3 separate regions of the Homo sapiens genome follow, and all the other regions are linked to region 2. A link is an interaction called in ENCODE POLR2A ChIA-PET data of the cell type or tissue named here. Cell type or tissue: Panc1. All regions are shown on one strand. Links, peaks and the distances in the headings refer to the core of each region. The heading gives the core; the rest is flanking DNA.

What was found. Peaks named below come from ENCODE experiments on the same cell type or tissue, not always from the same donor. Only the 100,000 strongest peaks of a DNase experiment are listed, where the experiment ranks them.
Region 1: POLR2A ChIA-PET joins it to region 2 with 8 read pairs; 2 of 35 experiments call an interaction of 5 or more read pairs at or near these places.
Region 3: POLR2A ChIA-PET joins it to region 2 with 8 read pairs; 2 of 35 experiments call an interaction of 5 or more read pairs at or near these places.

Annotation. Positions count from the first base shown.
Region 1 is chr15:88,950,694-88,955,266 of GRCh38, reverse strand. It overlaps the pseudogene LOC124903572. Among named protein-coding and RNA genes, the nearest start is that of MFGE8, 40 kb to the right of the region's middle. In Panc1, for the core only: no CTCF peak of the experiment used is centred there; no DNase peak of the experiment used is centred there; H3K27ac peaks cover 1,164 bases.
Region 2 is chr15:89,204,487-89,209,059 of GRCh38, reverse strand. No RefSeq gene overlaps it. Among named protein-coding and RNA genes, the nearest start is that of RLBP1, 15 kb to the left of the region's middle. RefSeq lists an enhancer at 1,759-1,828. In Panc1, for the core only: CTCF peaks have their summits at 2,040 (motif pointing left) and 2,305; a DNase peak (open chromatin) is centred at 2,019; H3K4me3 peaks cover 395 bases.
Region 3 is chr15:89,356,808-89,361,380 of GRCh38, reverse strand. LOC124903549 (a long non-coding RNA gene) reads left to right here and starts at 2,715. Exons shown (of 2, transcript XR_007064750.1): 1 at 2,715-2,798. RefSeq lists silencers at 2,102-2,151, 2,212-2,271, 2,329-2,623 and an enhancer at 2,332-2,611. In Panc1, for the core only: CTCF peaks have their summits at 2,357 (motif pointing left), 2,559 (motif pointing left) and 4,296; a DNase peak (open chromatin) is centred at 2,570; H3K4me3 peaks cover 922 bases; H3K27me3 peaks cover 1,468 bases.

The DNA of each region.
Region 1 (4,573 bases), core at 419-4,418, 250 kb after region 2:
AGGGAGCGTCAGCTGGCCTGGGCCCCCTGGATGTGCCCATTCAGGGCCTCTCCTCAATGAGCCCTGGGCAGCTCTGACTGCCACATCTCCTGGTGCCAAGGGAACTGGGAAGGAACTAACCAATGGTCCGGCCTGGCAGAGGGTCCGAGGACCTGGAGAAAAAAGGGCTTTGTTCCACACCCCCTGAAGACTGGCAGGAGTTGGCCTGCCCGGCCATGCTGCCTTTCTCTGCACCCTCTATAAGAGCAAAAACATTTTCTCTTCCTGCCAAGACCTGATGGCAGCCTGGCAGGTCCTGTGGTGGCCCCTCCGAGGGCCGGCTCCCACGCCTCACCGCCTTTTGATGGCCTTGCTGGAGATGGGCAGCTGCAGTGGTCCCTGCCAAGGCCTCAGGACTGGCCTCCCTGAGAATGTGAGATCCCAAGTCTGGATCTCATTGCCACACTGGGAAGGAACTCTCCCTGCCCGTGCTCTGGGCCAACCAGCCTAGTGGGGATTGGCGCAAGGGCTGGGGGCCAGGGAGAGCTGGCCAGCCTGAGCTAATGGGGAAGCATCATTGGTAGTTAAATGTGTAGTTATGTTTTTCCCTACAAAAAGCCCCATGACCTCTTCTTCCTCAGGCTCTCCTCTCTTCAAAAGCAGCTCAGCCTGAAAGGTCCCCTGGGAGGCTGCAAGCAGCTTCCGGTGCTGCGTGCTTGTGAGTGCTTACTCCTGGGTCCAGGCCTGCTGGCTGGGCTGGAGGGGAGTGCCAGGAGCCAGGAGCTGCCCGAAGCTCACAGCTCCAGTGGGGTTTCTCCTCAGAGGAGCCAGTGCCCCAGCCCGGATTTACTCTCTTTGCTCTCAGACGCTAAGCAAGGCGTCCAGCAGGTCCATCCCTGAGCAAACAGCCAATGGGCAGGGTCTCTGTGCCTCATCCTCCCAAGTGTGAAATGGTCACAACAAGGAGATTTGTTTGTTTGTTTTTTTCCATGTGCTTCAAAACACTCTTCCATAATTGAGATTTTATTGGTTGTGTTGAGGCTCAATACACAGACATTTCAGTTTGCACACAGTTCTTATCATATGTACTGAAAATCTAAAAAGCCATGTATTGTAATTCTTTTTAAAAGTTATTCCAGTGACTTTCCAGCTTAAAATTTGGAGGTAAATTTTCCTTAAGAGGCTATCAAGTACCAGTATTTTCACATGTGGATAAGCTGTTACAAACATCCCACCAATACACAACTGAACAGCAAATACACCACATACTCAAATTTTCAATCTTTCACAGCACGTTAACAAAGTTACTAGGAAAACAAGACTACCACGACCAAGGATGTTACAGAGTGCACACAATTCTCACAGGGACGGCCGTGATCAAGTGGATTTCTTTAGGAAACAATTCTGCTAAAAATCAATATGAGTAGGCCCGGCGTGGTGTCTCACGCCTATAATCCTAGCACTTTGGGAGGCCAAGGAGGGCAGATCACCTGAGGTCAGAAGTTCGAGACCAGCCTGGTCAACATGGTGAAACCCTGTCTCTACAAAAATGCAAAAAATTAGCTGGGCATGATGGCAGATGCCTGTAATCCCAGCTACTTGGGAAGCTGAGGCAGGAGAATCGCTTGAACCCGGGAGGCAGAGGTTGCAGTGAGCCGAGATCACGCCACTACACTCCAGCCTGGGTGACAGAGCGAGACTCCATCAAAAAAAAAAAAAAAAAAAAAATTAACAACAACATGGGAATAGAAGTAATTTAAAATGCCCAGGACATTAAATGCAGGACTGTGACTCCATATTGCCATTTAGTATGCTTTCTATTATAGGATATAAACACTAACCCTCCATCTATGGAATGTTAAGCTGACACCCAAGACAGTCAAAGCCTCCCAGAATTCAATAGCCCACACTATTTTCTGGTTGTACCAAAAAACAAACAAGCAGCAAATGGTTTCACCTTTTTAAAATAAGCATTTACACTTAAAAAATGAGATTAGATGTGATTCCCTCCTTCTTAAAAATGTTTCTAGGCCGGCCATCGTGGCTCACACCTGTAATTCCAGCACTTTGAGACACCAAGGCAGGCATATCTCTTGAGCTCAGGAGTTCGAGACCAGCCTGGGCAACAAAGTGAGACCCTGTCTCTACAAAAAATGCAAAAAAGGAGCCAAGCATGGTGGCATGCACCTGTGGTCCCAGCTACTCAGGAGGCTTAGGTGGGAGGATGGCTTGAGCCTGGGAGGCAGAGTGCAGTGAGCTGAAATGGCACCACTGCACTCCAGCCTGGGCATCAGAGCCAGACCCTGTCTCAAAAAAAAAAAAAAAAAAAAAAAACACTATTATTTTGTAAACTTGCATTTACAAAATAGTTGATGAAAATATATACTCGATTGTACAAAAAGGGAGATGGGGACCACTGATAAAACATGGTATGTGATTTAATCAGACTTGGCTTCCTTCTCTCCAGCTTCATCAGAGGCTGATTTTAGTTTCTCCGTTTTCTGCAGGTAAATCTTCTTTAGTTTCCTAGTTAGCCACTTAGCCTGTTTTCCCTTTGCCCCCCTTTCCCTTTTTGTTTGCACTTTTTTGTCCGAAGATTTATCCTTCTCTGCTGCCTGTTTCAGCTTTGTTTCCACTTTTGCAAGAGCAGGTTAGTTGACAACCGTGCCAACCTCCTCCTGGGCTCTTCCTTGGCAGCAGCGTCTGTGGAGCTGATCTTCCTCTTCCTCTTTGGCAGTGGGGAGGGCGTATGCCCAGTGTTGCCGGCCGTGGAGGAGCTGGGCTGCCTCAATGCTCACAATAAAAAGATTTGATGAAGGTGAGGAGGATTAAGGGAGGAGACCACCCCTCATATTGTCTTATGCCCAATTTCTGCCTCCAAAGAAAGAAGAAGTAAAAACTAAAAGGCAGAAATGGAATCTACAGGCAGATAGCCCAGCACTGCGCCCTGGGCCTGGTAGTTAAAAATCAACCCCTGACTTGGCTGGGCGTGGTGGCTCACGCCTATAATCCCAGCACTTTGGGAGGCTGAGGTGGGCGGATCACCTGAGGTTGGGAGTTGAAGACCAGCCTGACCAATATGGAGATATCCCGTCTCTACTAAAAATGCAAAAAATTGGCCAGGTGTGGTGGCATATGCCCGTAATCCCAGCTACTCAGGAGGCTGAGGCAGGAGAATCGCTTGAATCCGGGAGGCGGAGGTTGTGGTGAGCCGAGATTGCGCCACTGCACTCCAGCCTGGGCACAAGAGCAAAACTCCATCCCAAAAAAAAAAAAAAAAAAAAAAAAGAAAAATCAACCCCTGACCTAACTGCTTGTGTTATCTGTAGATTTCAGACATTGTATGGAAAGGCATCATGAAAATCCCTGTCCTGTTCTGTTCCATTCTGATTACCGGTGCATGCAGCCCCCAGTCACGGATCCCCTGCTTGCTCAATCAATCATGACCCTTTCACGGGGACCTCCTTAGAGTTGTAAGCCCTTAAACGGGACAGGAATTGCTCACTTGGGGAGCTCGGTTTTTGGAGACATGAGTCTGCCAGTGCTCCCAGCTGAATAAAGCCCTTTCCTTCTACACCTCAGTGTCTGAGGGATTCTTGTCTGCAGCTCATCCTGCTACATGATGAAGCCGGGAGAGGAGCAGGCTGTAGCCCAGCCTCTGCTGGGAGAAACTTTGCCGGAAGAGCAAAAATAGAGGGGCCTGTTGGTGGCAGGTGGGGAGAGGAGAGAGCTTTGTGTTGGCTGGGGTCCACACTCAACCCAAGTGTTACCAGAAAGAGGTCCTGATCCAAACTTCAAGAGAGGGTTCTTGGATCTAACCCAAGAAAGAATTCAGGCATGTCTGTAGACTGAAAGCAAGTTTATAAAGGAGTGAAGGAATAAAGAATGGCTATTCCAGAGGCAGAGCAGCCCTGAGGGCTACTGGTTGCCCATTTTTGTGGTTATTTCTTGATTATATATGCTAAACAAGGGGTGGACTATTCATGCATCCCCTTTTTAGACCATATAGGGTAACTTCCTGACGTTGCCATGGCATTTGTAAAGTGTCGTGGCGCTGGCGGGAGTGTAGCCATGAGGACGACCAGAGGTCACTCTTGTGGCTATCTTGGTTTTGGGGGATTTTGGCCGGTTTCTTTACTGCAACCTGTTTTATCAGCAAGATCTTTATGACCTGTATCTTGTACCAATCTCCTATCTCACCCTGCAACTTAGGATGTGTAACTGTCTGGAATGCAGCCCAGTAGGTTTCAGTCTCATTTTACCCAGCTCCTATTCAAGATGGAGTTGCTCTGGTTCAAATGCCTCTGACACTGGGACGTCGGCCCCCAAATGTGGTACCAGGGGGACATGGCCCAGGGCATCTTCAGCATGGGCCTGTCCTGTGGGGGATGGCAAGGAGAGACATCAGTGTTCTGGATGTAGGTCCGGTCCGGTACCCCGAGAATGGAGTGCCCCAACGTAGGTCACAGCCCACTTGAAGCAGCTGCAGATGGCAGCCTTGTAGAGGCAATGCAGCCTGCAGCCTTTCCCAGTGGTGCAGGGGCCAAGAGAAAAACATTCTCTTTGCCATCTGAAGGTCCACTGAGAATCACTG
Region 2 (4,573 bases), core at 233-4,232:
GAGAATCCCTGTTAGATGCCCTGTTTGCTGAGCATGCTGTTCCCTCTTGGGTAAGTGCTGGCTTCTTCTGGGCATGGGTCTCCTGAGCATTGACAGATACTTTTTCCAAGATGCTACACTCATTTTCCCACATGGAAGCAGACGCTGGCTGGCTAGTGGCAGTAGGCGAGGCTTGTTGTTCCCACCAAGGCATCCCAGTCAATCAACCCAAGACTTGTCTGCTCTTGCCTGTAGGGTCACCCCCATTCTTTGTGGGTATCAAGCACCCTTAGTGCTGCACCTACCTTTTGGGCCAGGATATTCCAACCGTTTTCTGGACTTTGGATTCAATTCAGTCCTATCTGCTTTCACACCTTTGGGAATTTCTCTGATCCACTGAGAGTTCTCTTTCTTGCTTTTCAGTGAGGCTGTGTACATGTTCATGTATATGTCAATGTATACATATGTGTGTGTGTGGGTGTATATATATATATATTTATAAATAGATATATATATGCACTTATTTCTTACATACTTTCTTCTCTCACTCCTAGGGTTTGTAGTGTATGCTCATTACCCAAGAAACTTCCTTCTTTATAACATTCACAGTCAACAAGCCATGGTCATAAAATCCATGAAAACAAAAATGGTATTTACATAGGACTCCTAGGCTGGAGGAGGAATCACAGCAAATTATTATGGGCAGAAGGGTAGGAGATCAACCAGTGAGGATTTTGTCCCAAAAGTTGAGGCTTCATTTTTGCAAATGAAATCTCACATGGAACCTTGGTATTTAAACCTAAAAAGGGCAGGCATGTGGCTCATGCCTATAATCTCAGCACTTTGGGAGGCCGAGGCAGGAGGATTGCTTGAACGTGGGAGTTTGAGACCAACCTGGGCAACATGGTGAAACCCACCTCTACAAAAAATACACAAATTAGTTGGGCATGGTGGTGCACGCCTGTAGTCCCCACTACTCAGGAGGCTGAGGTGGGAGGATCACCTGAGCCCAGGAGGTCGAGGCTGCAGTTAGCCATGGTTGTGCCACTGCACCCCAGCCTGGACAACAGAGGGAGACCCTGTATCAACAAAACAAAACACAACACCAACCTAAAAAGAATGAAGCTGCTCTGGTAGAAGGGGCCTCACCCTGAGAGATCGCTTATGAACATCTGGAGCTAAGAAGGTATTTCAAGTACGAGAACTGTCAATGGTGCTTTGGGGTCATGTGAGAAAGGAATAGAGACTAGTGTTTGCCAAGGTGGAGGGCACTGGTGACCTGCGTGGAGGTGTTGATGGAAGGGGGTGGTGATGAGGCTGAGTTAAATAATTAAAAGGAATGGGTATTTTTGGCCAGGCGCAGTGACTCATGCCTGTAATCCCAGCACTTTGGGAGGCTGAGGTGGGCAGATCACTTGAGGTCAGGATTTGAGACCAGCTTGGCCAACATGGTGAAACCCCATCTCTACTAAAAATACAAAAATTAGCCAGGCATGGTGGCAGGGACCTGTAATCCCAGCTACTCGGGAGGCTGAGGCAGGAGAACTGCTTGCACCCGAGAGGCGGAGGTTGCAGTGAGCCGAGATCGCACCACTGCACTCCAGCCTGGGTGACAGAGAGAGACTCCGTCTCAAAAAAGAAAGAAAAAAAGAATGGGTATCTTTTACGTTTTCATGATATACTTCTAATTTTTCCTTAAGACCTGGGTCCTAAATCTGAGGGAAACACTGGTTGATCCCTATCCACTGACTCCCATCTTCCCCGGAGCCCCGAGCTGCCAGGTGCCCTCCTGGACACAGTCCAGGTCCACTCTGAATTTGTGGCAGCTCTAAATATATAAATGAAATCAGGCACATGCTGAGCAGAAGACTCTTGGGGCAGCCCTAGCTCCTACTCAAACCCGAATGGGATGCTGGGGTCGTCCCTAAGGTCAGCAGGGCTGGGGCCTTAGCCCAGGGACCCCGTCTGATAAGAAAACCAAGTGGCTTTCTGAGGAAGAAGCCATAGGGGTTGGGAATCCCGCGAGCCGGCTCTGAATGTGTGCTCGCGCCGCCCCCTGCTGGCCGTGCCCTGACACTGCCCCTCCAGGGACAAGCTGGGCAGGAGGGTTAGCTGGGTGGGCTGGGCCAGACCTTGCCTGAGAAGGTGGTGCCGCTTTTGGGAAAACGTGTCTGAAGACTACCAATGTTAAAATCTGACGTGCTCAGCTTCACAAAATCCCAGCTGCCTGTGTGTGTGATTCCTACAAATGGCCCCCACATTATTGGAGAGAGACAATAAAATACTCTTTTGAAGGCCACCAGCTATGGGAAGGGGGACAACAAAACGTGAATTTTATGACAACCATTTGGTGCCCATAACAACTTCCTTTCTGGGGATATCTGATTTTTTTTTTTGTTTGTTTGTTTGTTTGTTTTTTTTTTTTTTTTTTTTTTTGAGACGGAGTTTCGCTTTTGTTGCCCAGGCTGGAGTGCAATGGTGAGATCTCAGTTTACCGCAACCTGCACTTCCCGAGTTCAAGCGATACTCCTGCCTCAGCCTCCTGAGTAGCTGGGATTACAGGCATGCGCCACCACGCCCAGATAATTTTGTATTTTTAGTAGAGACAGGGTTTCTCCGCATTGGTCAGGCTGGTCTTGAACTCCTGACCTTAGGTTAGCCTCCCGCCTTGGCCTCCCGAAGTGCTGGGATTACAGGCATGCGCCACCGCACCCGACACTTTCTGGGGACATCTGGGATAAGGCAGGGATTCTGCCTCATCAAAGTAATTTGAGGGTTGGAAGGTTGCAGCAGTGCATTTCTGCCATGCTAATGTGGACGTTGGGAGAATGGAGACAGCAGAGTCTGGAGGCAATTCATCAAGCTGTGGGTGGAGGTCTCAGGAAGGAAGCGGGCACCAGCTTCAGAGAGCCTCTCAATGAGATTGGCCACTGCCTCGGGTTTACCCAGGGGAAAGTGGAGGAGGTTAGTGCTGCCTGGGGGCCTGGCAAAGCCTTACTAGAAGAGGTATACCTTTCTCTTAACTCAAGCTAGCAGGAAAAGAGGTGAAGTGGACTACTGCTGATCCCCCCCCCCCTTTTTTTTTTTTCTTTTTCTTCTCTTTTTTTGAGACAGAGTCTCACTCTGTCACCCAGGCTGGAGTGCAGTGGTGTGATCTCGGCTCACTGCAACCTCTGCCTCCCAGCTTCAAGCGATTCTCCTGCCTCAGCCTCCCGAGTAGCTCGGATTACAGGTGCATGCCACCACACTCGGCCAATTTTTGTATTTTTAGTAGAGACAGGGCTTCACTATGTTGGCCAGGCTGGTCTCGAACTCCTGACCTTAGGTGATCTTCCCACCTCGGCCTCCCAAAGTGCTGGAATTACAGGCATGAGCCACCATGCCTGGCCTCTGATCCCACTTTCGGTTAGGGGTTTGGCTCTGGAGTTGAGGAAGCTCAGAATTGTCAAATCTGGAAGCTTGTGGGATCTCCTGGAGCCTCACTACTCAAAGGGCGGTCCAAGGAGGGCTGGACCTTGGAGCTCCCCATGGGAGCCACATCTCAGACATGCTGCATCAGAATCTGCATTTTTAACAAGACCCCCAGAGGATTGCACATTAAACAACCAATCAGGCCAGGCACAGCAGCTCACACCTGTAATCCCAGCACTTTGGGAGGCTGAGGCGGGAGGATTGCTTAAGGCCAGGAGTTCAATACCAGCCTGGGCAACACAGCAAGACCCTGTTTCTACAAAAAAAAAAAAAAAAAAGGAAAAATCAGCCAAATGCAGTGTAGTTTTAGCTACTAAAGAGGCTGAGGCAGGAGGATCTCGAGTCTGGGAGTTCGAGGCTGCCTGAGCCATGATCACACTACTGCTCTCCTATTAATAATGGGCAACAGAGTGAGACCCTGTCAGAGAGGAGAGAGAGAGAGAGAGAGAGAGAGAGAGAGAGAGAGAGAGAGAGAGAGAGAAGGCAATCAATGCTTACAAAACCGTGGTTGTCTACCTCCCAGCAGGTGGCTCAAATGTGCACTGCTTTAAACCCTGTATGTTGACATATGGAGGTGAGGATATGGAGGAACCCCCACTCTAGTAAGTATTCATATCTGTGGGTTTAAAGGCAAACCTTGCATGTGAGCAGAGAACAGAGAAGAAGGCTGCAGGAGCCCTGTGGGAAGACTGCAGCTGACAGGCTAAATGTCCCAGAATAAGCAAGTTCCACTGTGGGGCTGTGCCCGGAAGTCGCCTTGCCAGTAGGCAGGACATGTATACACCTTGATTTCTCAAGGTGCCCACATATGAAGGAAAAGACAAGGATTAGAGTTTGATGGTGCACACAACGTGGCTCGTCAGCACTTCTGAGCCCAGGAATGTTTTTGGAAACTATAACCAGGACGGGCTCTGCTTTCCTCGCAGCCCATCAGTTAGACGCTTTGATGTGGAGCTGGACCATGTCAGACACTTTGCTTGTAGTTTCTACCTTGGAGATGATGTATGAGTGGGAACAAAACAGATCAAGCCAAACCACTGTCCAAAGTAACATCAGCACTCTGAAAAATATCATCTGAACCTCTCAATTATCCTGAGGTAGGCATTCTTAGTATAATTATTCC
Region 3 (4,573 bases), core at 419-4,418, 150 kb before region 2:
CCACCGCTCCTTTCTTCTTTTCGGCTCGTCTCCTAACCATTTATTCCGTCATTTTATTTACACTTTTGGTTTCCACAGTCTTTCAAGTTCCTTCTCTTCTAAGTTAGTTTGATACCAGTATAACTGACTGCCTTTTAAATGTCTTCTTTTCCTACGTTGTGGCTGTGTTCATTGTGGAAACATTAGAAAATTTTGAAAAAATGAAATAAAATAATAATTGGCCCTATATTTTACACCTAGAGGCCTGACTTTAAAATACAAACTATATATTCTCATAGAAGAACCTAGATTGCTGGTTGTGCGGGGTGGGGAGTGAAGAAGGGGTGGAGAGAGAGAACCCAGTCTTTCTGAACTGGATGGGGAAGGAAAAACAAAAGCTCTGCGAAAGGGCTCAAAGAGGGAGCCCTATCCTCCTGTTAGAGGAGCCAAGGAGGGAAGCAGCGCCATGTAGGGCTAGACACAGGGGCCCAGACACCCCCTCCACTCACTGGTTCCTGTTCTAGCTCCAAAGCCCTAGGGAAGCTTCTCCTGGCCTTGACCGTGTGTGTGTATGTGTGCGTGTGTGTGTTGTGGGGGGAGGTGCTCTCTGCCCTGGGCGAAAGCTCAGTTCTGCTCCGGAACCCCAGCCATCTCCTGGAGAACTTTATCTGATTCTCCTTGCGGTCTGGTAGACTTGGGCCACCCCCTCCCCCATTTCCTATTGAATTCCTGGCGTCTGGTAGCTGGCGGCAACTAGGGCGACCTACCAACTTTTCCCCTGGGCATTTTCTCACTCCCTTCACCCCCCAGTGCTTTCTTTTCTTCTCCCAGCGCTCCTTTTGAAAGGAGGCACCCAGGCCGAGAACGTGTTCTGCAGTTTAACTACTTCCAAATTCTTTGTTCAGGTCACCCCGGGACTCCATTGTCCGCTATTGAGAGCGCGGGCAGGCCGCCGGGTGCGCCTCTGCCGTGCAGGCCTGAATCCATTAGGCCACCGATCCGGCCCCTGCGGCCCATTGACGCGCCTCCCTCGCCCGAGCGCCTGTGGCCCCCCTCCCTTCCCCTCCGCTCCCACCCTCAGCTGCCTTTTGGACTCCGCGGTGGAGTCACAGAACGCTGCGGGTCCGCCCGCGGGGGTTATTTGGGTCTCGCTCTGTCTTGAGGGGCTGGTCACGGTGCAGCCTCGGATGATTCTTGTGGGCTGTGTCCTATCCTGCAAGCCTCTTCCGGGGTGCTGCCCAAATTCTACTGCTTGGCTGCTGGGTACTACTTGGACCTGCAGGGCAGATTTTGTGGGGGCTGCAGCCCCAAACTCAGGAATGGGGGTGGGGGAAGAACAGCCAGCAACATCCTTCCTCCAGCTTCTCCAGCTTTCCAGCTGCTCCCCCACAGCCCGGATTTCTGTTCCTCTCTTTCCTCCAGGCCTGCGCCCTCGAGCTTCCAGTAGGGTCAAGCCTCTCCTGAGCTGGGGGAATGAAAGGGGGGCCATCCAGTTTCAGGGGGTAGCACAGCAGGGAGGGCCGGCCGGTTCCTGCCCCAAACACGCGCTCATGACGCCCTCGAAGGCTGGTCTCCTCAGGAGGGTGACTTTCCCCCAGCTCACTGGAAAAGAGGCAAGAGTCGCTCTGGCCTCAGATGCACGTTCCAGGCTCCCAGGGTGACAGGGTACGGCTAGGGGGAGGAGGCTCATCCGCCCCTGAAGCCTCCTCCTCTCCTGCCTCAGGACTCAGGGAGACGCAGAGCTTGGGAGTCCCCAGGGGGCTCAGCTCTGAGGTGCGTGCCTGGGGAAAGTCGAGGTTCAGAGGAGCAGCGCCCCCAGAGCCAGTGTCCAGAAAAGTATGGCTTGCCGTTGCGTATCTTTTTCTCGGCGCCTGAAGGTTCCCTAACCCCGTAGCGAGCCTGTTCCTCCTGCTGTGGGGTTACTGGGTCACTGAGTCCAGGGCGAACATCGACGCCCAGCCACGGGGCTTCTCGAAATCACTCGGGCCTCTGCTGGGGCCCGCCTTCTCCAGTCTGAGAATCGGCCAAACCCTTCCCGGAAGCTTAATTCCAGGAGAGAGCCGTGGAGGAGCCACGGAGGCCGGCGCGGGTACCAGGAACGGGGGCGCAGGGAAACTTGGCCGGAGAAAGGGTGCGGATGGGGGTGCAGGGCGCAGAGGCGCAGGCTGGATGGTGGGCGCCACTCCCCGCCGGCCGAAGAGGGAGGGAGGGAGGGAGAAGAGGAACGGGTGGTCTCCGCCGCACCTTCCCTGACAGCTTGGCCAGGACCGCGGGTCGCGGGGCGCGGGGCGCCGGACCTCGTGGAACCGCCGCGGCCTGGATCGGCTGCGAGGAGCCAGCTAGCGCCCCCTGGCGCCTCCGCCGAGCCCTCACAATGCCGTCGCCCAGTCCCCCATCCCGCCGGATTCCAGACCTGAGGCTGAGGAGGCTGGTGTCCGCGCACCCCCGAGACCTCGCCGGACTACGCCAAGCCTCTTAGAGGACGTAGGAGCTCCTGAAGGTCTCCCACGCTCCAACCCACGGCCTCCGCTCGTCCTGCCCACCCGCCCCGAGTGCTCCAGTCGGCGGTGCTGACCTCGCAGCTCTTCCGCCCCATAAGCTTGGCTCTGCGCGCTGTCCAACAGCGCCCTCTGGTGGGCGTTCCGGGGAGATGCAGGTGAGCGCGGCTGAGGCTGCCACCGATGTCGAGAACGGCTCGGGACCCGCGCAGCGCGGGCGGTGCTTGGGCACCTGCCTGGCGGTTTGTGGCTAAGTGTAGGGGACGAAGATGCAGTAATCTAAGGAGAGCTGGGCACCTCTTTGCCTCTCAACCACTACAGGTCAGGAAACAGAATGAGGGACAGGGTGAAATCTCACCTCCTCTTCCACCTAAGACTGGCACCTCTGCTATCTTGGCCTCCTTCAGGAAGGCTTTCTGGAGACTGAAGCGGACGGGGCAGGTTTGGGACCTTACCCTCGATTCTTGCAGCCTGGCAAGAACCCTGCCTTCATGGCAGGTCCAGTCCATTTGCAGCTTTGCCCTCCCCATCTCAGTGGCTTTCTTTTCCGCCAGGGTCCCTCTCATATCTGCAGGGCCTCAGAAAATTAAGAAATAAAAGCCCTTTCTCATCAGATCCGGAGATCCCTTATTCCAAGGGCAAGGTGGGAGATGGGCAAGAGGTAACGATGAGATGAGCGAGCAAGGCCCGGGATTTGGAAGGTCTGGAGATGTTTCCCCAGGCTCCCAGCCCCGTGACATGAGTGTCCTTTCAGGCTCAGCATGGTGTTCTGTCTTCAGTCTGGCCACGCATTTCGATGGCTTTTTGACATTCATTCACTTATTCATTCAACATATATGTGCTGAGCTCCTGCTATATGCCAGGCACCGCTAGGGATAAAGCTCAGAAAGGGTAAGTAATGTGCTCAAGGTCACACAGCTGGAATCTGCCGGAGCCACAATGCAGCCCCAGCCACTCCAGCCCTACCTCTCCCCTCTCACCTGGATGACTTCAGAAGTCTCCTAATTGGGGCTCCACCTCAGAACTCAGCCCCCTCCAATATGGCATCCACACTGCTGGGGAGAGAGCTTTGTAAAAGGCCAATCTGATCATGTCTCTTCCTTGCTTGACAAGGGTCTTCTGGCTCCAAGAGAAAGCCTCGAGTCCCTCACAGGCATACAAGCTCCCCCTGAGACTTGTCCCCCTGAGAGCCTTGTTCCCATTTTCAGGAACCCGACACTCCAACCATCCCAGGCATCTCTCATTTCCTTAAGGCCCAAGCTCTTGCACCCCTCCCTGCCTTTGTGTGACCCTACAGTGTCTCTGCCTGGAATACTCCTCCCTCTGGGGTGTCTTTCAGATTCTCGGTGAATGTCACTCCTCCATGAAACTTTCTGACCTGAACATATCCATCGTGGCCTCTTCCTTCACCTAAAGACTGGATGGGCCTAACTGGCCATACTTCTATGTCCTTCATCCTCCCTTCCCCGCTGACAACTAATTAATTGAAGCTGGCATGGCCACTGACCCCCGAGGGCTAATCCCTGGTCTGGCCTGAATGTACCAGGGTCTCTCCTGAGCACTGAAGTGAGACCTGGACTGGGAAGGTGTGCAGTGAGCAGGGGGAGCTCAACAGCCTCTGGAGTCAGTGCTGTGGTCAGGTGATAAGGGGACAAAGAAACTGGGAAAATGGAGCAGGCGAGTCAATAAACTAGCGGAGAAAAGGCCATGGGACTGGCAAGAGATAAAGGGCAAGAGAGAGACTTTCTCAGATGGCTTATGCCCTGCCCTAGCAGGAGTCTTACTCCTTTCCTCTGGCCTGCTTTGCATAGGATTCTGTCCTCTGCTCCTGCCAGCCCTCTGACCCCAACCCCCTTCTGCCAAGCCCGGCCCTTTTTCTCTGTGTGCCTTCCCGCCTAAGCAGCCCCTGGGCTGTACTGCAGGACATCTAGCACGTCTCATGGTGGCCAGCCTCCTGAAGGGCTGGCACCATTCAGAACTGGCATAATTCAATTTCCCCAGAGCCAGCAGCAGGCACGCCACCACGTGGCAATTGTGACAAACACAGTTTGCAATCCATTTGGACGCCAGCTCAGAATGATGAGTTTATTGATTAA